Regions from separate parts of the Homo sapiens genome. Here regions 1 and 3 are each linked to region 2. A link is a loop called in an ENCODE intact Hi-C map of the cell type or tissue named here. Cell type or tissue: PC-9. All regions are shown on one strand. Region 1 has its middle 6.2 kb from the start of LINC00506. Region 2 has its middle 200 kb from the start of VGLL3. Region 3 overlaps VGLL3 (vestigial like family member 3).

Evidence for each region. A loop is a pair of places that touch in the nucleus more often than their neighbours do. Peaks named below come from ENCODE experiments on the same cell type or tissue, not always from the same donor. Only the 100,000 strongest peaks of a DNase experiment are listed, where the experiment ranks them.
Region 1: it touches region 2 in a loop (7-fold over the local background); 87 of 110 quality-filtered maps call a loop at or near these places.
Region 3: a loop joins it to region 2, with 4 times the contacts of the local background. A loop is called at or near these places in 7 of 110 quality-filtered maps.

What each region holds. Positions count from the first base shown.
Region 1 is chr3:87,079,056-87,087,055 of GRCh38, forward strand. No RefSeq gene overlaps it. Among named protein-coding and RNA genes, the nearest start is that of LINC00506, 6.2 kb to the right of the region's middle. In PC-9, CTCF peaks have their summits at 3,936 (motif pointing left) and 4,140; a DNase peak (open chromatin) is centred at 3,916.
Region 2 is chr3:86,783,320-86,791,319 of GRCh38, forward strand. No RefSeq gene overlaps it. Among named protein-coding and RNA genes, the nearest start is that of VGLL3, 200 kb to the right of the region's middle. In PC-9, no CTCF peak of the experiment used is centred here; a DNase peak (open chromatin) is centred at 3,882; H3K27ac peaks cover 806 bases.
Region 3 is chr3:86,950,369-86,958,368 of GRCh38, forward strand. The region is part of intron 3 of VGLL3 (vestigial like family member 3); the gene reads right to left. Among named protein-coding and RNA genes, the nearest start is that of VGLL3, 37 kb to the right of the region's middle. In PC-9, no CTCF peak of the experiment used is centred here; DNase peaks (open chromatin) are centred at 1,133 and 4,133.

The DNA.
Region 1 (8,000 bases), 300 kb after region 2:
AGTTGTCATTTTGCAGTCCCAACTAACAAAAAAAATGCACATACTAAGAATGGATGAAATATGAGCTCTATTTTTGTCCTTATTAACAATTCAGTAAAGCAAACTCTAATTTTTTTTTAAAATCCCCTTTTTATTTTTCTATACTCTTAAAAATCATGAGTTGTCTTTTATTATACGAATTTACTGCGTGCTTTTCTACAAGATTTTTAACAAGAGTGTAAAGATCGAGACCATCCTGGCTAACGGGGTGAAACCCCGTCTCTACTAAAAAAATACAAAAAATTAGCCGGGCGCGGTGGCGGGCGCCTGTAGTCCCAGCTACTCAGGAGGCTGAGGCAGGAGAATGGCGTGAACCCAGGAAGCGGAGCTTGCAGTGAGCCGAGATTGCGCCATTGCAGTCCGCAGTCCGGCCTGGGCAACAGAGCGAGACTCTGTCTCAAAAAAAAAAAAAAAAAAAAAAAAAAGAGTGTAAAAGATAACTTTATAACTGATTTTTATAGTTTAATAGTGTTCTGCTTTTCTTTAGTTAAAAAGACATTAATATATAATTATATGCCATGGCTACTACTGAAACTAGGCTTTTTGTTGTTCACTTCTGGGGAAAAAAATGCTAACCTCCCTTTCTGCTACTTATTCTCCCAATCTCTCTTCCCCATTCCCCATCTGATAAACACATACTTTTCTTTCCAAAGCCAACTTAGAGGACACCACTCTTTAGAGCCTTCTCTAACACCCAACAACAGTTAGCTTACAAAAAAACTAACCACTCTTGACTGTGCCAAGGTGACAGGCACTTTGGTGTTAGTTGTTAAAGGAACAGAATGGGGCTGGTGAGCCACCATCAAAGCCTGGCTCTGATATGAGCTGTGCCATCTTGAGGAAGTCATTACCCTCTCTGAGCCTCAGCTTGCTCAAGATAGATATCAATATTATAGCTATTGTTTGTATACATTTCTACATAGCATCTGATTAGTAATCATATATATGTAGGTATATATAATACGTTAGACAAATATTAGGCACATATATGCATATATTAGACAAATAAACTCAATCATGTATTGCCCCTATCCCCAGAATCTAACACAGTCCTCATAATAAAGAATGTAGCTAATAAATAGTTTTCTGAATTAGTAAACGAACAATAAAAACAACAGTAATAGCAGTCTATTATTTACTAAGGCCACTGGCCCATGGCATGTGTTAGCAATTGCACAATCTTATTTAACCTCAATAACCATTAAATAATTTATGGAGTATCTTCATTTTATTGTTGATATTGCTGAATTTTGGAGTTAAATAGCTTGTACTGCATCATATGATGAATATGAGCTCATGTTAGTCTGATGCCAAAACTGAATGAATAAATGAATGAATGAAACAAATGGGTTATTCAATCAAGTTAAGCCCACACATGACAGAGGAAGAGATAGCCAGATCCTACAATGGATCCTGCTCTCTGGCTTCTAGGTATGTGCTTTTCATGTGTGAAGTCTCTTTTACTCACATTCTAGCTCTCTTGGACCAGGAAAGATGGAAACAATGACTTGCACCACACATCACATGGAAGTACAAAGAAAATGTTTGTTTCCAGAAGCATATTCATGAAATCTAGTCTAAACAACAAAAAAAAATTATATTGTTTCCTCTTTTTTAAAAAAATGCCTCGTCAGCTGTAATCAAGTAAACAATTCACTTTTATATATCTCTTAAAAATAATCTAGGCCGGGCTCGGTGGTTCATGCCTGTAATCCCAGCACTTTGGGAGGCCGAGGCAGGCAGATCACGAGGTCAGGAGTTCGAGGCCATCCTGGCCAACATGGTGAAAACTCATCTCTACTAAAAATACAAAAATTAGCCAGGCATGTTGGCACATGCCTGTAATCCCAGTCACTCAGGAGGCTGAGGCAGGAGAATCGCTTGAACCGGGGAGGCGGAGGCTGCAGTGAGCCAAGATCGCATCATTGCACTCCAGCCTGGACGACAGAGCAAGACTCCATCACAAAAAAAAAAAAAAAAAAAAAAAAAAAACCAAACTTAAAAGCCACTTACTTGTGATTGCTACTTTTTAAGTTCCTTCTCTACAGTGTCTTAAAATGTCTAATCAGTTTTATAGACTTATATAATTACAGTCTCAAGGATTGAAAAATTTAAAAATCTTTCATCACTTCAAACATTCGGCAAAATCCTTTTCTAACTATAATGTCATTCTGTTTTGGTGCAAAGTTAGACTTGTTCCCAGAGTTGGTAGGCAAATTTTGATGGTTTTGAGGCTTTGTATGGTTTCCTTTTTTTCTTTGTTTTGAGACAGGGTCTTACTCTGTCACCCAGGCTGGTGTGCAGTAGTGTAATTATAGCTCACTGTAGCCTCCAACTTCTGAGTTCAAGTGATTCTCCTGCCTCAGCCTCGCGAGTAACTGGGACAACAAGTGCGCACCACCATGCCAGGTTAATTTTTTAAAATTTGTGTAGACACAGGTTCTTATCATATTGCCCAGGCTGGTCTTGAACTCCTGGCTCCAAGCAGACCTCCAGCCTCAGCCTCCCAAAGTGCTGGGATTACGAGTGTAAGCCACCACACCCAGCCCTCCACATGTTGTTTAAAAAGAAATAAGTCTTCCATGCTGAGATCTCACGGTTGGTGTGCTTTGGAGCAAGCTGTTCTCTCACAACGGTGTCTCTACCTTTCCTTTGAGGGGCATTTGAACTCCCCTCTCAGCGCCTGCAGGAGATTGGCTGTACCTAGCAACAAAATAATCTGTGCAGTCCAGATTGCAAAGAGGATGGATCATTCAATAGGTCCATCCATTACATGTGAAAAGATGTTCCTTCAGGCAAGCCTACCAACAAATCCTATATTTTAACTATTGTACTGACTCTGTTAATTTATATGTCTGTAGAGTTTCAGAATCCTCATCACATGGGCCTTTTAAATTTCCACTCTTCTGCCTGGAATATTCTCTCTTTAAATCTCATAAGGCCAGCTCCTTATTCAGTACTCAGTTCAGTTTCCCCCAGGAGAATCTTACCTGACCATGCCAATTGCACCCCAGTTTTCCCATATTTCATCATCTTCTATTATGTTTTTTATAACGCTTAGGACCATTTGAAGTAATTCTGTAATTTATTTATTTCTTTAACAGAATGTAAGCCTCTTGTTCACCACCAAGGTAACATCTAGGCCATAAATCAGCCAATAAATTTAAGAGAAAAGAGGCATTTTAAAAGACTGTGTTTTTCTAAGTTCTCATAGCAACTTGTCGAAAATTCTACTATATAATTTACTATTTGGAAATATATATATCTAATATTTTATATATACATATAAATTATTCCATTAGACCCTTACCTTAAAGAATGGTAATATTCTATTCATTTCATATACTGTATAGACAGTGTCCATCAAATATTTGTAGTTTTATTACATCTTTAACAAAATATAGTTGAACATAGCTATGTTTTAAGCAGAGCTGTGTTTTAAGCCAAATTATATGAATAATTACCTCTCACTGATCATGTGGTCTTCAAGGTGTTTTACTTCTACTAAAATTTTCTTAGTTCTTTGAACTTACTCTGTGTCCAAGAATGTGTATGTAAAGATAAAACTTAATAAAGTACCATTTCCTCCATCTCTTCACATTCTATATTTCTTTTGATAGCACTGAAATAAGGAGATCTTCACTAAATAAAATAAATTTCTGTGCTTGGCAACTAATAGAAAAGTGATAATAAATAATACCTATGTTACTAGTGCTTTAACTATTTTATATTCTATGTTTATGTTCTATGGAAACTCCATAGAGTTAGACAGGTTAAAATGTAGAATTAATTTTAAGTCACTTACTTTATGGTATAGAAAATGTCCTTCCTGATTCTGTGTCAAGAGGTGATTCCGTGTAGCTTGAGTGCTTTTGGATTCAAGAGGTTAAGAGTGACCTCTGGTGGCAATGGTATTTCTCACTCACCCTTACTCTAAAGGGGAGAAAACTGGCTTCCAAGATTGCTTTCCACATTCTAAGACTGACAGAGTTTATAGTTCAAGAGAATCGGTCATAATCAGTCATACGTAAGTCAATGTTTAACCTGCTTTTTGGGGGTTGGGGGTGGAGAGGCAGAAGGCAGAAGAAACCTTCGTCTCTAGTATTCGCTTATTTATTGGGTGCAAAATGTCTTTGGTGTAAATGCCAACCACGGCATTTCAAGCCATGTCAATGAGACATTCCTGAACACAGGGTTGCAAAAAAACTGGTTATCATCAGCTTTAGCCAGTGGGTGCAATCTGGTTCCAGCACACCATTGGTTGAAACCCTTTTTGGGGGCCCTTTACAACCCTCTCCTTGATACATATTCAAAGCTAGTCAAACTCACTGACAGCAGTGAGTTTTCTGTTATCATTATGGAGAGAACAATGCCTCCAGGAAGGAGAGTGGCTGGATAAATACAGGATCCCCAGGTAAATTTGAATAGCAAACAAAATGGCAATTTTTTTATTATAAGTATATCACAGCTATTACATGAGATGTCTTTATATTAATTTTTTTTGAGATTCACATTTAACTGAGCACATGTATTTTCATTTGCTAAATCTGACAATCTTAGAAGGATCACAGAATGAAAAGTTTAAGAGAAAATGAAATATTGGCCAGGTTTAGCAGCCTGTAAATGCTCTCAACTAGTGCTCTACAGCTGGTGGAGATCTCAACCAGTGATTCTAAATGATTTACACATGAGACAAGACAGATTCCCTGAGCCTTTGAGGCACCAATGGCAGGGCTAGGGTGTTCAGAGCCCCCAGCTATCATCACGTGCCTCTAGAGGCCCAGTCCATATCTCCCAGGGTAATGTGATATTATCCCATCTATGTTTGTCATTGCTTGAGGAAGGTTGGAAGGTTTTCTTCTACAGTGCTTGTTCCTTCTCTCTTACCTCCACTAAGGTCTACCCTAGTTGCCAGACACTGGTATGGCTCCAGACAGAATGTTCATAGAGTTCTCCAGTCTGGCAACATGATGGGGCTCAGCCATAGATCCACTGATGACCATGAAACTCTACATCACCCTGGTCCATCCTGGTGGCATCCCTGACTGGCCATTGAAGTTTCTGCCCTTCTGAAGGAAAGAGAGCACATCTTCGAGATGCTTGAGGTTCATAAAAAGGAATTTTCAGGAATTGAAGCAACTTTAATGAAAGCCAGACTTGAGAACACTTTAACAGAAATACAAAGACCTGGAAATCTCCAATTCTTTATGTTGGCTTTTTAAAAGTTACCTAGAAAAAAGACTGAAAGAAGAGAAATCTCAATGTTTAGAACAAGCTGGGCTGATAATAAATGTAACAAGAAAGACTCAGTGTTTTAATGGCAAATGGTGCATCAAAACATTTAAAATTTCAAGTAGCTGCTTCAACTACATTTCAGCTAAAACACTCTTCATTATACATCAGCAAAATGAAGCACAACTTCAGACATTAAAATGCTTTGATAAAAATTCTAATCATGAGGAAAGTATGAAGACTTTTTTATAAGCAGAAAGATGGGAAAGAAGAGTTAGTGAACACTAAATGAAATGCAATGCTATAAAATGCAAAAGTGGTATGGAACAAGTTCTAAAAGTAAAAATCAGATCAAATTTCTAGGTTAACCCTTGCTGAAGCTCAGTGATCTGACTGCTGTTATTGGAGAAGACGACATGGATGGTGGGAACTTGGAATTTCCTAAAACAAATGTTTCAGGAAATGGAGATTTCTTAGAAGTTTTGAAGAAATGGACTGATGTGGCCTAGTAAAACTTACTGTGGAAGCTGAATAATGTCCCCTACTCTCCCTGGCAAAGGTATCCATGTCCTAAGTCCCAGAACAAAAATGTAAATGTATTCTATTCACTTACATGTCAAAAGAGACTTCATAGATATAATCAATTTAAGTATCCTGAGATGGGGAGAGTACCCTGGGATACCTGGGTGAGCTCCAAAGTAATCACACAGGTTCTTGTAAAAGGGAGGCAGAAAGATCCAAGTCCAGGAAGGAAATGATGCAATGAAAGCAGAGGTTGAAGAGATGTGGTTATGAATCAAGCAACGTAGGCCACCTCCAGAAACTGTGAGAGAGAAGGGATGGATTCTCCGATAGCGCTGCTCGAAGAACTGCAGCCCTGTTGATACACTGATTTTACCCCAGGGAAACTGATTTCAGACTGCTGATGTCCAGAACGCAAGATAATAAATTTACATTGTTTTAAGCCACTGTTTGTGGTAATTTGTTACAGCAAGCATAGAAAACACACTTATTTTAACAGAGAAGAAATAAATGAAATGTACATTAAAATAACTGAAGAAGATAAAATAATCAATGTACCTAAATATTATATTAAAAGTATTAAACTGAGCAGATTTGCTGCAACCAAGAAATCATGGTCAGAAAGTAAAAAGCAATAGTTCCAGAAGATATTTCATGTCCTTCTTCAACTACATCAAGAAAAACAAATGGATTTTCATGAAATACACAATTTAGAGTAAATTTACCACAAAAAAATAAAGAAGAATCTTACCAAACCAATTGATAAAAACAGCCTTTCATGTTAAGAGCTAGACATGCCAAAATCTTTCAGAAACAGTGTAAATGATCACTGGCAAGTATCATCGTCAGCGTGTTTCCCATGAAAGAAAAGCTCATGCTAGCAGGTTGAGAATACTGATAACGAAGAGTAACTGATGAGTTCAGGAAGGAAAAATGGCAACTTTAGACAGGAAGTTTTCGAGTTAGAATTGAATATGAACATTTTGAGAAGTATCTTGATATCCCCGGTGTTCTAAATTGGACATTTGGCAGAGGCCCGAGAAGCCCACCAGGGAATGCTCTCTAGATCCCAAGGAAGGTGCAATAGTGTAGAAAATGAGGGTCTAGTGGCTATTAAAGATAAGATGCCGCCCCCCTCCCCCGCCCCAGTGTTAGAACCCTAGGAGAAGGAGATGCACCAGCGGCTCCACAAGGGAAAGACAGAGTACATCATGATGCTCCTTGTACTGGCATTTGCTGGGGACCTTCTTTTGATTTAACTCTCCCAAATGAAATGGAGAGGCTAGTCTTCAACTAGTCTACTCAATGAGTCTACAGCAAATGGTTTTTTTTTTTAATCTTCTAAAACAATTTTAATGTTTTTCTATCTTGGCAATATTAAGGACCACTGTTTAAGGGATTAGATGATAGTGCAAATAGAAATTTTAAAGGTTATAATTCTTAGCATAGTACTTTATTAATGTATACATATTTTATATTTATATTAGAAATGTAAATCTATAATGCATAAATATTTATATGTGAATCTGATTGTAAATTGTTTCTATTTTATTTTAATTTTAGATCATGTAATTATACTATTTTTTGGTTGATATTTAGCAAGACTCTTCTATGGCTCAGAAACACAGAAGTTTTTTTGCCTCTCTTCCAAAAGAAGAATTTCCTTTTGTTTAGTTTCACTGTTATTATACAAGCAAATGGAAAGGTGACAAAAATGTTAATTGTTGAGAATATTTTATATATCTCATTTATTTAAAAGTGAATTTCATGAGTAAATTATTCCCTTTTCTTCTATTTTGTAGCTAGTGTATAGATAGTATTTCAGTTGATGGTGTTTAAAAAGCCCCCTGTAATGTGCACTGTAGTAATGGTTTTATAGGAACAGTCTCACTTTTGGATATTTTCAAAATTCAATGTCCATTTGTGTATGCCAAGGGCTGAATTTGCTCTAGTTTTCAGATTAATATGTTTACATGAATAAATTTTAGTTTGAAAGAAATACATATCTATGTCTCTTATTGAGCTTCTCATAAGATCCAAATCCCCATTATGGCCTATAAGGCCCTGTGTGAGCTGGACCCTGCTGTTCCCCCAGACCTCATCTAGAGCTCTCTGTGCTCTGGGCACCCTGACCACCTACCAGAAGCTCCAAGGCCCCACGCTGCTCTTCTCTTTTGTTCACTCTGTTCTTTCTAACTGAAATCCTT
Region 2 (8,000 bases):
AAAGTGAAATTATATATCTGTATTTGATACTGTACAAATAAATGGAAATCTGCTTCTGTTCATTGTAGCAAATAGTTTTTGTTTTGCAACTTATTTATTTATTACTCCATATGTTCCCATATGCTGAAACAATATTCATAGAGAGCTCAATGGAAAATAAAATAATCAATTTAACATTGCAAATAGGTGCCAAATAAATTAGTCTTGCTGAAGAAATAAGTGAATTTCCAGACCTCAGATACTGAGGTTAGACACTTATACAGAATATAGTGGGGCCTTGGGAAAAATTTACTTGCTAAGGTTGTATTGCTTTTCACCTCTTATTTTCTTCTCATTATAAAACAGACTCTCAAATTGATAACACAAGCACATACCTAAAGTTCTAGTTTTATGGTAAATTGTCCAAAATTTGTGGTGAAATAATTTTTGACATAAAACAATGAATAAAATACATAGATTCAAAGATTACACTTGTTTATGCCTCAGGCTTATTTTGATGACTGAAACGTGGGAAAACGTAAGAGTCTTGCAAATGTTGTCACCTTCACCTCATGAACTCCATCCTTTTGTCCTCCAACAAAAGCATATATCATAATGATCCTCATTGTTAACTAGCTAACATTTCGACTCACATTAAAACCATAAAATTTTACTGCTAAAGTTAGAAAAATAACTCTAAAATGGACGCATTTCTTTGTCTTTTTATTTTCTGTTTAAAATATATTGGATTTTTTTAAAAGAAAAAAATTTCACATTTTGCCTTCGTCTATCTTGTGTTATTCTACTTTAACAAAGTGAGTATTATTACTTCCTAGAAGATGTATATTTCAGAACAGTGAGTGAGCTGTACAGACTTTAATGGTATAGGATTCACAATTACTTATTGACAAAGGTGTAATAAAAGGTTAATGAATGTTAACTTGCTAATTAAAATTCATTAGCATAACATTGTCTTATGTTAAAGATATTCAGATATGAAATTATGGGTTGCTTTTATTTTAGTTTAGCTTTGCTATTTTTGTTTCTAATTTAGGAGCTCTGACATTTAAATTTTTTTTCCTGCTACCAAAGATATCAACTGTGATGACTGATGAATGTACCATAAATGTTATGACCATATTCCCTGAATTTTTATATTCTATCTATGTTCTTTGGAGCTATAACTAATTTAGAATAGCCATACACCTACTGTTATATTTAGTTGTTAACAAATATGCAATGTTTCAAATAACACTGGATATACATATTACATATTTCTGATTATGTTTTAAGAGTAAATCCCAGAAGAATGAAAGCATCTTAACCATGTCCTGAAAACTTGTACCATTTGCCTGCCTTCAGTTGGCTTCCCTGTAATACTCAATACAAGACATCATGATTTCTTAAAAATAGTATTTTTCAAATGGATTAGGAAAATGGTAATTCATTTTGTTTGCAATGTTGTTCAAAGAGAAATTTTAATTTTTCTATCATTTAAACATGAAAAAACAAAAATGACTATTATTTTATATATTATATAAAACAAATTTACATAAATGATTTGATTTATTTAATTTAAATACATTCTTTGTTTCTACTTTTGTTTCTGCTCCAAAGAGAAAAGTTTTCCAACTTAGACAATCAGTAAACCATGTGCCACAGATTGATAAAATTTAATGATTACACAGAGTAAGGAGGTATAGAATTATAAAATTATAAAACATTTCATTTTGTGTTTTACCCATTCACTTATGCATTCAATTACAATATACTGAGTAATTTCTATGCTCCTAAAATAAGCCTTTTGTACAGTGGCTTCTAGAGTTTACATCAGAAAAATATGTATGTCTCTTACCTAAAAGGAAAATTAAAATTGAACTCCATTAAATGTGACAATGTCTGCATCTACTCATATATTCATGTTATAAAATTTATAAAATATTAGAACTTAAAGGAACTGATGAATTGCTGCTATCACCCTCATAATTGATTTTTGTATAGAATGAAAGTGGGACATAGGAAGTTAAACAACTTGTACAAGGTTACACTGCACATTAAAAGCTGTGAAAAGAACCATGGTATAGGATTCCAGATCTAGTATCCTTTCAATGACTGGAATATGTCATAGCAGTAATGAGACTGATTTTTCTATGGATAAATTAGAATATTTTGATATGGTGAAATGTTACCTTATATAACAAAAAAAAATGCTCATATAACTTGCCTTTAGACTACGACTTTTCTGGTATGCTTACACTGTGTTTGTTTCACCAATAGATGGCAAACTTAACTGCTTATATTATAGTTTTATGATTTAACAGTCTGGTCAGCTACACAGAAATCCTCCATTTATTGGGACTTTAAGAATATGCTACTATTTTAAGCAAGCTGTGCTTTATAAAGGGAATATGTAAGTTTCTTTGCTGGTTGTTTAAAAAACTCAGTCACCTGTCAATACAGCAATATATTGTAAGTCAAATCAATACTTATGCCAATCAGGAAATAATTTTTTTCTAAATATGTTCTACCCGAGTCTTCTATAGTCCTTTAATAGATAAAATGTTATATAACAGTATACACAATCCAGTTTTACATATTTAAACTTTCATGACACTTTTTCATATTACTGCTAGTTTTATCTCTGGGCCTACCTTCATATTATTCTGCTATACATATTTAGACCAAAGAATAAACTGTTAATAAGTGATTTAATGTACACGTCAAAGTAAGATGTGTTCTAATCTGCTTTCTCAACTTCCTTGATAAACTAAATTGACTGTATTATATAGATATTTTTAGCTTCCTGAACACTATTTTAAAGTGTCCATTTAGGAGAACTTTATGTTCTAGACTGAAATGATTCTAATTTTTTAAACTCCACTGCTTGAACTTTTGTTATAAATTAGAAAACAAACACTAGATTATTTCTGAGAAATAGTCTAATTTTGTTACATCCACCGAGCAGTTGGAATCGTCCATAGATGTGTGTACGCGCGAATATTTCTCAGATTTTATCAGTATTCTTTCAGGCCTTCTGATATCACATGCAGAGTCACTCCCCATTAATAGCTCATGTGGATTGTTCTGTGGTGTGATAAACAGAGAGAAGTTATTTATCTCCAAAAGCTAAGTTATTAGCCCACAGTTTCCAGAAAAGACGAAGACAGTGCCTTATTAAAGTATAAAGAATCCCTCACTTTTTAACCTTTTAAGTGAAAATGCATAACAACACTCTCCATTGATCATCGCCGTTAGTACTTGGCTCACTGATTTCTTCATTGCTATTTCAGTCATCATTGGTGGAAATTCAACACGGATCCATCTAAAATCTTTGACCTGCTCCACTCCTGGATCTTGTCTTCATCTCTTTAATTCCCATGTCAAAAATCTGCATTTTATTTTTATTTTATTTATTTATATTTTTGAGACAGTGTCTCGCTCTGTTTCCCAGGCTGGAGTATAGTGGCACCATAAGGCTCACTGCAGCCTCAACCTCCTGGGCTCAAGTGATCCTCCTGTCTCAGCCTCCTGAGTAGCTGGGACTATAGGTATGCCACCACACTCAGCTAATTTTTGTTTTTATTTTTAGTAATGATATGGCCTCGCTATGTTGCCCAGGCTAACCTTGAACTCCTGGCCTCAAGCCATCATCCCCACTTGGCCTCCCAGAGTGCTGGGATTATAGGTATGAGACACTACACCCAGCCAAAAATCTGCATTTTAAACATCCCACTTTACTTTCACATTCTAACTTTCTTATTTACTTACTGAAGTAATTCCATTCCAGCTACCTTTCAATCTTTCACAGGCCTCCAATAATTGACTCTATGTTTTTCCTCTCCAAATCCATTTTTACCTTTGCCTTCCTACACACCCTGTCCTCACAGCCCTCCTCATGCACCCAAGATTCCTTAGATTCCTTGGTGACTATGCAGCACCGCAGCACTATAGCCAACGTCTTTCTAAGGCCTTGGTCTTTTTTGTCCTCTTCACCCACTGACCTAGTTGCTGGCAAAACCCCAACAATTGTTAAATCCAACCATTTATCCACCAGTCTCAGCAGCTATCTATGAATGAAGAAAAAATCCTTCCATTGTGTGAACTGATCTCACTTTATATTTACAAATCACAAGTGGGCATTCAGCACACATAGAGATTTCAGCACATATCTCCAAGCACTTAAATTACCATTTCCATACTGTTTTTCTCTTTCCAAACACACCACACCCCCTTACTCTACCCTGAAGATGGTAAATCAAATGTTATTGAAAATATTTATCGTAAGAATTGATCTTATCTTTCCAAAACCAATTCACTCATGTATCTGTATCTGTACCTAGATAGTCTTGTCTATCTGTATCTGTACCTGGATAGTCTTGTCTTTCCTCCTGTTACATAGAGATGTCTGCTGTTATCTAAGACCAACTTCTTCATATGTGGTTTGAAGAACCTCATTGACTCTCATTTATTGATTGTCCTTGCTCTACAGTTAGGTCCCCTCTCTCTCCATCATTAAGATTTTCTTACCTCTAAATCATTCCCAACAGTAAAGCAAACAAACAACAAAAATGTTTCAATATCATTCTATATTTTTAAAAATGGCCTCATAGGGCTCACCAGCCAACAGCTTCTATTCATTTTCTCTATTCTCTTTCTCATTAAAACACCTTAGAAGAATTTTCTGTAGTAATTGAACCTACTCTTGTACTTAAGTCCTCTTCTCAACCCATCCAAAATGGTTGTCAATGCACCTCTCAATTTCACTGAAATTGTTCCTTCAAATGTCGAGCGATCTCCACTCTGTTGTCCATTCCTTCCTTCTCAGTAGACCGTCTCTCTCAGCTGTTGTAACACCACACTCTTTGGAATGTCTTTTTAAACTCACTGGCCATTTCTTTTCATGATTTTTTGCTGGTTTTCAATGCTGGATTTCTCTAGGCTTCCTTTAAGCCCTCTTTTTTCTTTCCAAGCCACAATTTCTCTTTATGTAACCTTTTCCAGGCCTATGGCTTGGACCAACCTTGCATCTTATCTCCAGCTCCACCTTCTCTTTTGATCTCCATATTTATACATCCTATCCACCACTTTGTATCTCTGCAGGTGTATTTAATATAAAAACTTTAAATATATTTCAAACAGAATGTTTAGTCATCTTTCTACAAGCCAAAGCTAATTCTCTATTTTTTCTTTTTTTTCCAGACAGGTTCTCACTCTGTCTCACTCTGTCATCCAGACTGGAGGTCAGTAGCATGATCTCAGCTTACCACAACCTCCACCTCCCAGGCTCAAGCAATTGTCCTGGGAACCTCCCTCCAGTAGCTGGGATTACAGGGGCATGCCTCTACCATCCAGCTGATTTTTGTATTTTTAGTAGAGACACGGTTTCACCATGTTGGCCAGGCTGGTCTTAAACTCCTGACCTCAAATGATCCACTCACCTCGGCCTCCCAAAGTGCTGGGATTACAGTCATGAGCCATTGCGCCCAGCCCTCTCTTTATTTCAACATTTAAGAATTATGCTTTCTTGCTTTATTTTCCCTGGAGTCTATGCGCAACATGTCATCACTTTCATTGACCTTATCACCACCATACATCTAGAATCTTTTCACTCTCCGAAGTCATTATAGCTGAATCTCTAACCTAAGCCATCATTGCTCACCTGGCTTAAAGAGTGGACAAAACAAACTTAAAAGCTTAAATCATAACATTTTTTTCCCTAGCTCAACACTCCTCTAATTGTTCCCCTGAAAGTGAAAGGCCATGTAAGACCTGCATCCTGATTTCCTCTCCATCCTCAATTCCCAACACTCCTTCTTTTTTTCTTTATGCTTTAGCCAAAATAATCTTTCTCCCATCACTTATATATGTCAAAATTATTCCTATCTTGGAAACTCCGGACTGTTTCTGGAATTTATTTTCTTTCAATATTTTAAATGTCTTCTTATCACATAGGTTCAGCTTAAATGTCTTCAGGGTTCTTAACAACTACCATAGCTAGTCACCCTCCATAAAGTTTCTGTTTCAACCCAAAAATACTAGCTATTGGTTTATACATTTCTTGACTGTCTCCCCTGGAATGCAAGCTTCATGAGGCCAGTGACTTTGTGTCACTTGTTCACCAACACATCCAGAATACCTAGAGCAATCATTCTCAGGTGGTAGGGCCTCAAACATATAGATAAAAAATTAGAGGTAGGTTTGGAACATGAGCACTTCACCGTACATCAAATTATTTTCATGAATAGTTTTAATTGCAGTTATTCAGTCTTATGGAAATCACAGTTTTCTTAAAAATTTTAAGATAACAATATAACTTGCTATGTCTGCCATAATAACGTACCTAAGATCGTGTGACTTAAACAGCAGGCATTTGTTTTTCCACAGTTCTGGAAGACAAAAGTCTAATATCAAATGTTGGCAGGATTGGTTTATTTTGAGGCTTCACTTGTTGGTTTGCAAATGGTTTGCACCTTCTCCCTGTGTCTTCATAGCAACTTTTCTCTGGACATGGCTGTATCCAATTTTCTTCTTCTTTTAAGAACACCAATTATATTAGATTAAGACCCATCTTAATGACCCCATCTTAACTGAATTGTGTCTTTAAAGATTCTATTTCCAAATATAGTCACATTCTGATACATTGGAGGTTAGAACTTCAACATCTAAATTTTAAGTGAGGGAGGACACATTTCAGTTCATAAGAGATACCTATTGAGGAAGAGTCAAATTTGCATTCTAATCTAGTTTTCCCAATTTTTAAGACCTTGTGGAAATTACTTAGCCACAATAAATCTCTTTCTTCATCAATAAAATGTTAACAGTCATAAAGCAACTTTAAAGGATTATTGTGAACAGTAAAAGAAAAACATATATATATATATGTGTGTGTGTGTGTGTGTGTGTATTTTTTTTTTTTTTTGAGATGGAGTCTTGCTCTGTCACCCATGCTGGAGTGCAGTGGTGCAATCTCGGCTCACTGCAAGCTCTGCCTCCCAGGTTCATGCCATCCTCCTGCTTCAGCCTCCCTAGTAGCTGGGACTACAGGTGCTCGCCACCACACCTGGCTAATTTTTTGTATTTTTAGAAGACACAGGGTTTTGCTGTGCTAGCCAGGATGGTCTCGATCTCCTGACCTCGTGATCCATCTGCCTCAGCCTCCTAAAGTGCATATATATATTTTTTGAGACAAATTCTCACTCTGCTGCCCAGGCTGGAGTGCAGTGGTGCAAACACGGCTCCCTGCAGCATTGATTTCCTGGGCTCAAGTGATCTTCCTGCCTCAGCCTCCCATGTAACTGGGAACACAGGTGAACGCCACTCTGCTCGGCTAATATTTTTATATTTGTTTTTTATATAGACGAGGTCTCACCATGTTGCCCAGGCTGGTCTCAAACACCTGCGCTCAAGTGATCCTCCTATCCCAGCCTCCCAAAGTGCTGGGATTACAGGCATGAGCCAACATGCCTGGCCAAGAAAAAATTAATAGATGATAATATGTGTTTGTCACACAGTAGGTAATCATTTTATGTTAGAAATTACTGTTGTTTCCATTTCTTTGTCTTTTCTGGGATGTATTATTATTTTTTCTATTGTGCTGTGTGTGCGTGTGTGTGTTTCTTTTTTATTATCATCTCTCTTTCAAGCTAAACTGACTCCATATGTAGAATGAAGTATGTAGAATGAAGGTAGAGTAAGCAGAATAATTAATTATACGGAGCATGTGCTCAATGTGCAACCACTCTGTACTGAACATCAGGAGCCCTGCTCACATGCTGCAAAATCCCTCCGGGTCACAATATTCATTTTGTCAGTAAAGCTTATGCCTGTTTTGAATTGGCAGTCATGCATGGGGAGTGAGCAACAGTGAATTATCCTTGAGCACCTTTTATGTTTTCTTCAATCTGGGTGATGTTAGATATGTACAAAATATGGTATCTGACCCTAAAGAGTAAATAATTCAATTTAGAGGTCTGCAAGCTTTTACTTTTTTATGTAAAGGACCAGAGAGTAAATATTTGAGG
Region 3 (8,000 bases), 170 kb after region 2:
AATACTTATTTTACAAATGAAAAAATTTAAGTTAAGAGAATTTACGCAATCATTGAGAGAACTAGGATTTTAAAAGAGGTGGTCTGATGTCAGAGTCAATGGTCTTAACCACAATATACGTGTTCACATTATATGAGTTATACTGGCTGTAGCCTAAGTCAAAATTATCACAAAATCAATTCAAGGAAAACTTAACAGATTATTATACTCCTTTTTGCACTGCTTAGAAACACCCTGATTTAACAGAACTGATATGAAGATTAACAAAACAGCCCTCAGGGATTTTTTAAAAATTCTCCATTTGTCACATTTTTCCCAAGATGACATAAATGATGGCATAGTAGTAGGTTACACTTTTGATGAAGACCACTTCAGTGGTATGATAGGATGTGTCATATTTAACTGATGTGTCTCTCTATATGTATCTTTAAATTAACCACCACACCCCCTGCCGGACTTCTCCAGTGTGAACTTTAAAAACATAGGGTGGTCAATTGCCTCTTGAGGCGGTTGTCAGAAATGAACGAAGAAACAAAGATTTCAATTGTTTACTCCAGAGTTTGAGTTTGAAATTCAGTTAGGACAAAAGCCTGAAAGAAACTGAGAGTCCTTAGACCCATTTCCTTACTTCAATGCCAACACCACTACTGCCTGACCACCAAAAGAAAAGGAAAAACAATATTCAGAGCCAGGATGAGAGTAAAGGAAATAAAAACATAAAAAAAAAGACACCCACCACAACAACAAAACAGAAAAACAACAGCAACAAAAAACCTTTGCATATGGGTAAGTGAGAAGTCTTGGTCAAGGAAGAGGATGAGAATATGATTTTCCTTAAAAACTTGAAGATTCTAAACAGTCTTAGTTCGTTTGGGCTGCTATACCAAAATATCATAAACTAGATAGCTTATCAATAACCAAATCTTATTTACCAGAGTTCTGAAGGCTGGGAAATCTAAGATCAAGTTTTCTGGTTCACAGAGAGTGCCTTCTACTGTGTGATCACCTGAGATCTCTCTCAGATCTCTTTTATAAGGGCATTGATTTACATTCATGAAAGCTCTGCCCTCATGACCTAATCACCTCCCAAAGGGCCAGCCTTCTAATACCAGTACCTGGGGGCTAAGATTTCAACATATGAATTTGGGAGAGATGTAGTGATTCAGATCATAGCACTGACTGTACATAAGAAGGCATTATGACTCATTTTCTAACTGAGATTCAGGGAGGCAGCAGCTTCACAGATCTACCTCTTGTAAAATGCTATAGAAATAAGAAAATAGAAATGGCAACATGGTAGGTCTGAGCATGAACAGCCTAGAGACTCCCCCCTCTTTAGTTTACCTCAAACCCTGTTTTATCCCCCCCAAAAAATCTTAAAGCTCGCCTATGTTCCCCATAATTGATATAGGAGACAGTTCAGTGAGAATTCTGGGGTCCTGTCAGTATTAGCTGTGATGTGGGTATCCCACAGCAGAAGAAATAGCATGGGCCACCCCAGATGAGCGTCTTGCAGGGATCACAAACACTGGGAACTGAATTCAAATAGGCCATGTTGAGTAGGCCATTATTAGAAAGAACATTAGAAAGAATATTGTATAGAGAATGCCTGGAGAAACAGATTAGAGGAGGAGGGTATATTGGAAACAGCAGTCCAGGATAAGAATGAAAAGACAGAACCAAAAAGCAGACAACAACTTATCAACTGGACAGTTTTTAACTTGGACGTGAATAACTTTCTAGGAACAGAGGCAACCCCAAGGAAAAAAATGAGGAAAGAATCTGAGAAGACCTTTCAACTCAAATGGGATTTTGTTTTAAACTGAGAATAACGGAGCTGCCAGTGGATTGAACTAAGAATAAACATAATTGATGAGGGTAAGTCTTCTACCATTAGATAGAAATAATAAATAAACATTGGGTAACAAAAAACGTTACACTAATATACAGCTGAGTTTTAGGTACTGTTTGTTTGTCAGAGTCATAACCCACTAAATAAACATGCTCTACTTCTGAGAAAGTATAGTCATTTAACAACACCACTGATCATGGCTCTTTTAAGTAAGTTGAATATGCTTTCAATTAATTTTATTGCGGGAGATAAAAGAGGTAACCATACAATGGGAAACATGCTGTTGATTAAAAAAAGAGAACATAAATAGGAACATAAAGCCTGAAAGTGTGTGTAGAAACTTTGAAGACCTAAAAGTAAAGATAGCATTTGTATGGGTAAGTGTAAACTTTTCATTTCATACATATTAAAAGTCAAGAAGCCATGTGGATTAGAATGCTTACTATTAGACTATAAGAACCTGGTAACATTTCTATATTTAAAAAATAGATCTCCCCTTTCATCCATCCTTTAATAAAGATAAGAAATACTTATTACAAAGTTAAATACATACAACACTGTGTCAGATGCTACATCAAAATATCCAAACTTCACCAGCAAATTGACAGCTAACACTGACACATTGACATATGATCACAAAAAGGTGCGAGAGACAGTCATACTATTTTCTATTACTTTATGAAATTATCACTGTTAATGATCATACAATTGCATTTGTTTGTCTGAGCCCTGAGGCAATCACTTTAAATACTAGTGAAGAATTTCTAAATAAGATCTGTGTAGGGGTAGGACCTTAACACTTGCAAGAGAAAAATGTAAGAGAGAAGGCTACTCAATCTGAGAACTGTGATTTCATTTCAGGTGAATATCAAGATTAATATATAGGCGCTACATTTTAAAACATTTTTAAAACTCTTAAAACATCATGGAATTCTTGCTTAAAAATCAAGTTACATAGTGTTTAGAAAGTAAAAAGCCTACATAATATCACCTATCATCAGACAATTTGCTAAGTGTACCCAATCTACATATATACACATACCACTTGCCTATTTCATCAGCAGTATTATCTTGGAAAACCATTCCAGGTCTGTATGTGTAGCTCGACCCCATCCTTTTGGAGGGCTGCACAATATTTATTCTATAGTATACTATTACCCAATTCTCTATAGATGTACATCTTTTAGATAGACACACACACACACACACACGGGTGTACAAAGTTGCTGTTACTTGTGTGAATATTTACGAGTTACATTTCTTAGAAAAATATACATGTGTATAATTGCTGAATCCAAGCATATGAACATTTACATTTACATATTTAATTGTGGTGGCTAAATGTGTTTAGGAAGTTTGTACCCATATTTATATATTTTTCCTATTTATGATCAATATTATAGATTAAAAGTATCTAGTTGTTTCAATGTTAGTTTCTTTCACTGTTAGTGAGGCTGGATATTGTCCGATTATGGCATTTATTCCTCTGTGTTTTAACTCTGGCCACATGTTTATGCTTTTTAAAAAGTAATTTTCTAGTTGATTTTTAAATGCTTTTTGTATACTAGCATTTAGTATACTTTTAGGTATACTAGCATTTCTTCCCATGTATTACAAATACTTTTGCTAGTTTGATGACTTCTCTCCATATTTAATATGCAAATTTTGAACAATAATTCTTTTTAAAGTAATCACAAATAAGGTGTATTTTCTTAAACCAGACCAAAGATTAAATTTATTATATTTTAAGTGCAATTATTCTCTTATAATTACAATTCTTGCACACTAAAATCATTACAAAAGATACCTAGCATGGCAGCATAATAATTTTCTGGCAAAGGAGGTTTTCTGTTTATAGAGGTATTTTCTCCAGGCACATTTAGAATTCACTTAAAATCTCCACGTAGTAGTATTGTCAGAAACAATGAGGTTAAAAACTGTCTGAACTTGTCAAAATGTCTTTAAGCTCAGATTCAAAATAGGGCAGAAATGTAAAACCCACTGAAGCTGATGTTACTAGAAAACCATAATCCACTATGTTATTTTAAGAAGTACAGCACCTGCTCACCTGAGGGAAACATTGCAGGTGAGAAAAGTTCAGCCACCCAGGTGTTTCTACTTGCTGGTGTTTCCCAGACCCAGACAGCAAGCCACTTTATTCTGTTTGCTCTCTCAGTACCCACCTCCCTCCAAAAACCACAAACTCTCCTGTGCACAGAATCTCTAGCCTTTGCCTTTAGCGACATCCACTTCCTCAGACATGTGCATATTAAAATGCATAGCTGGAGGGTAAATTGGCAAGTACTTAAAGCATCAGGATATAAAGTTACAAATCTGAACCAGTTGTTTAAAAACTGACCTTGTGGACATATATAAAAAACATGAATCATAGAGTTAGGTAGTTTTTTTTATCATAGTGGCAATTTACCAGTCTCAAAATTTGAATGTCAAGGTGGCCAATAACCTCTTGGGTGATAGAAGCTGGGGACTATATGGAACGATATGGAATTTAGACACTGCTTACCAATTCGGTGACTTCAATTTCAAAAGCAGATATAAAGAAACTTTGAAGCCGGAGACAAAGAATAAAGGAAAGGAAGAAGGGAGTGGGGAAAATGAAATGGAATACTCTTTGTAATTTCTTCTACAGGCTTTCTCCCAGAACTGGAGAGGAGCAAAACCAAAAAAAAAAAAGCTTGGATCACTTATTGTAACCAAAACCACAAGTTATAATAGTCTCAAGAGATTCTAACTATCCAGACATCTGTTGGATAACAAATGTAGCCAAACATGCATCTTTAAAGAGGTTTCTAGGTTATGCAGTGACAGCTTTACAGTCCAGAAAACAGATAATCCAATCAAAGAAAGAGCTAATCTGGATCCATTTCCTACCCAAAAAAAAAGTAATTAAGGACATAACACCAACATAGGAAACATGATACCTAGGAGTATGACTTATAACATTTACTACTCCAAAATTTTCAAAAGACGCTTAGAAACTGCTGAAATATACTTGCATTTTAATGCCTATTTGATATAAGTAATCAATCTCTCTATTAATGCAAGATATATTGGAAAGCATTCCATTAGAATGAGATATGTTGCATATATATCAATTCTTGCATTGACATCAGAAACTTTTCATCTCTCTCTCTCTCTCTTTTTTTTTTTTTTTTTTTTGAGACGAAGTCTCACTCTGTCACCCAGGCTGGAGGCTGGAGTGCAATGGTACCATCTCGGCTCACTGCAACCTCTGCCTCCTGGGTTCAAGCGATTCTCATGCCTCAGCCTCCCCAGTAGCTGGAATTACAGGTGTGTGCCACCCCGCCTGGCTAATTTTTTGTATTTTTAGTACAGACGGAGTTTCACCATGTTGTCCAGGCTGGTCTCAAACTCCTGACCTCAGGTGATCCACCCACCTTGGCCTCCCAAAGTGTTGGGATTACAGGTGTGAACCACCGTGCCTGGCCTCATCTCACTTTTATGTGACATGAACAGAAGCTCGCTCTCTGACATTTTCCAAAAGAGACTGTCCAATTCAAGTAAACATAAATAGGGCTTCAATGATTATGAAGATGCTAAGCATCACCTAATAGTGCTCAAGTAGACCAGGCATGAAAATAAACACTATAACACATACTTGTGTTAAAAAAATTATGAATTAAGTCCCCAGCATATCAGACTGTAACCCAAAAATAAAAAATACCTAGCATATTTTGCTTCTCATCAGTCCTTTTTGCCAAGAAATTCAGAACATGTTGCCTGCAGACAACTGTTTGTGAAACCTTATATTACTGATAAAGAGAACAAGAAAAGAATAGTTAGGCAGCCTGAAAGGGAATAAACAGTATCTGTAAATTCCTCAGGCCATATAGAATTTTTCTATATAATCTTTGCAGACTGTTCGAAAACGGATATAAAATTGTCAGGGAACAAGTTCTGAAACAGATTTCTTCATTTGAGCTGTTCCTTTAGATGCACCCCTATATGACAGATGAGAAACAGCAAAGCTGAAAGTATTATTTGCTGATAAGAACCTGACCACTGAAACAGGCTTTCCAATGCTTTGTGTCGTTCTCTATTGAGAGTCATATCAGGACAACCTGCGAGTTATGGCTTCCTTCTATAGTGAGTGAGCACATCAGTTTCTTTTGGGAAGACAAGTTTTACTTTGAAAAAGTCTCCACCTTCCAACCGCAGCTAGTTGATGACAACTCCTTTAAGAAAACTCTCAAAAGATGATGGCATTGCCTAATCTTGCTTGCAGTTTTTAAGAAAATACTTGGCCTGGCGCAGTGGCTCACGCCTGTAATCCCAGCACTTTTGGAGGCCGAGGCGGGCGGATCACGAGGTCAGGAGATCGAGATCATCCTGGCTAGCACGGTGAAACCCGGTCTTTACTAAAAATACAAAAAATTAGCCGGGCATGTTGGCGGCGCCTGTAGTCCCAGCTACTCAGGAGGCTGAGGCAGGAGAATGGCCTGAACCCGGGAAGCGGAGCTTGCAGTGAGCCGAGATCGCGCCACTGCACTCCAGCCTGGGCGACAGAGCGAGACTCCGTCCCACCGTCCCAAAAAAAAAAAAAAAAAAAAAGAAAGAAAATACTTAAGATAACGAGGGATGCTCTCCAATTTACGTAGTAATTTATATGGCAAAGGAGCTTTAAAACTCCTTCATAAAATTAATGCTAAGATTAAAAGAAACTGATTAGATTTGCAACTTTTAAGGATTAGCATTTATTATTGAAGTTTTGTTGAGCCTAATTCATAGTCTAACTTCCTTTTTTGTACTTAAAATTTTTTTTGTTTTATATGAGTGCCAGGGATGAATAAATATCTCAACAATACGTAAGCATAATGGGATAGGTTTTTATTTTTAGTACCCTCTCATTCCACGTGGCAGGGTATTCTAGATAGGGAAAATGTTCAAATGTATAAAAATGTCTTGAAGATGTTAACCCCGCAATATTTTTATCTTCTTTTCCATTGTCTGCCCAATCAATACAAAAGCACCTAGTTTTCACTGCACGGCCAATATCAGCAAACACTACTATCAGGAAACTTAACTGTAACAAGTATCACAGCTAATCTTCAAGAACAGGAAATAATTAAGTCAGACACAGACAAAATAAAAATGACAGATGCATTCACAGCTTGCACCTCAATTCTTCAGGATGCCTCAAACCTCCAATGTGAATTAATTTTTTGTCGTAATGAACCATATCTCAGATTCAGAACCATGAGAGTTTTCATTCTGTATCATGTATCACCGTCTAGAAAACACAAGCTCATTGGGTTCTCCCAGCTGTGTCAGGGGAGGAAGTGTCCTCTCCATTTTGCATCTAAGGAAGAGGAGGAGCTGAGGGGTTACAGGCTTACTCAACGTAATGCAGCTAATAAGTGGTGATATGTATGCAGAATCTGTGTTTCAGTCCCATTTTTCCCTACATATATCTGGACAGAATTTCTACATCTCTGCAAATATTAAAGATGCCTACATTGACCAGGATTTTTATGAGCCCCTAAGTGAATTTGGGAGGGGGTAATAAATTACTAATAAAATTAATATATCTCTTTTCTTTTTTTCCCTGTCTGCCTCTCTCTCTCTTTCAATGCATACATACAAATATGTACATAAATAAACATGTATATATATTCTTCTTCTAAAGTCCTTCTCCTTCTTTCCTCCTCAAACTCCTATTAGTGACCTCAATACCTGCAGCCCCAAAAGAAAACACATTTTGACAAACTAGTCTTCTCTGCTTTCATTGAATGATATGTACGTGCACATACGATACAGACAAATATGCACACTTTTTTGTTATTATTTTCCAAAAAAGACATATATGTGCTTTTCTTGAGCTTTTCTTTTTCAGTCAGCAATACCATATGGAACACAATTCACTCATAGATCCCACCTCTTGATGGTAATCGCTCAATTCCATTTTTTTTTTGTTACTGCAAACATTGTCACAATAAACATTTTTGTACACATATCATATGCTGCTGCTTCTATTTATGGGAGGTAGACTCATAGGAGTAAGAATGCTCAGCCAAAGTTTATGAAAATTATTACTGTTACTACATTTTCCAGTCTACTTCTTTAAAATACTAAAACTCTAATTTTCTACCAGCAATATATGAGAAAT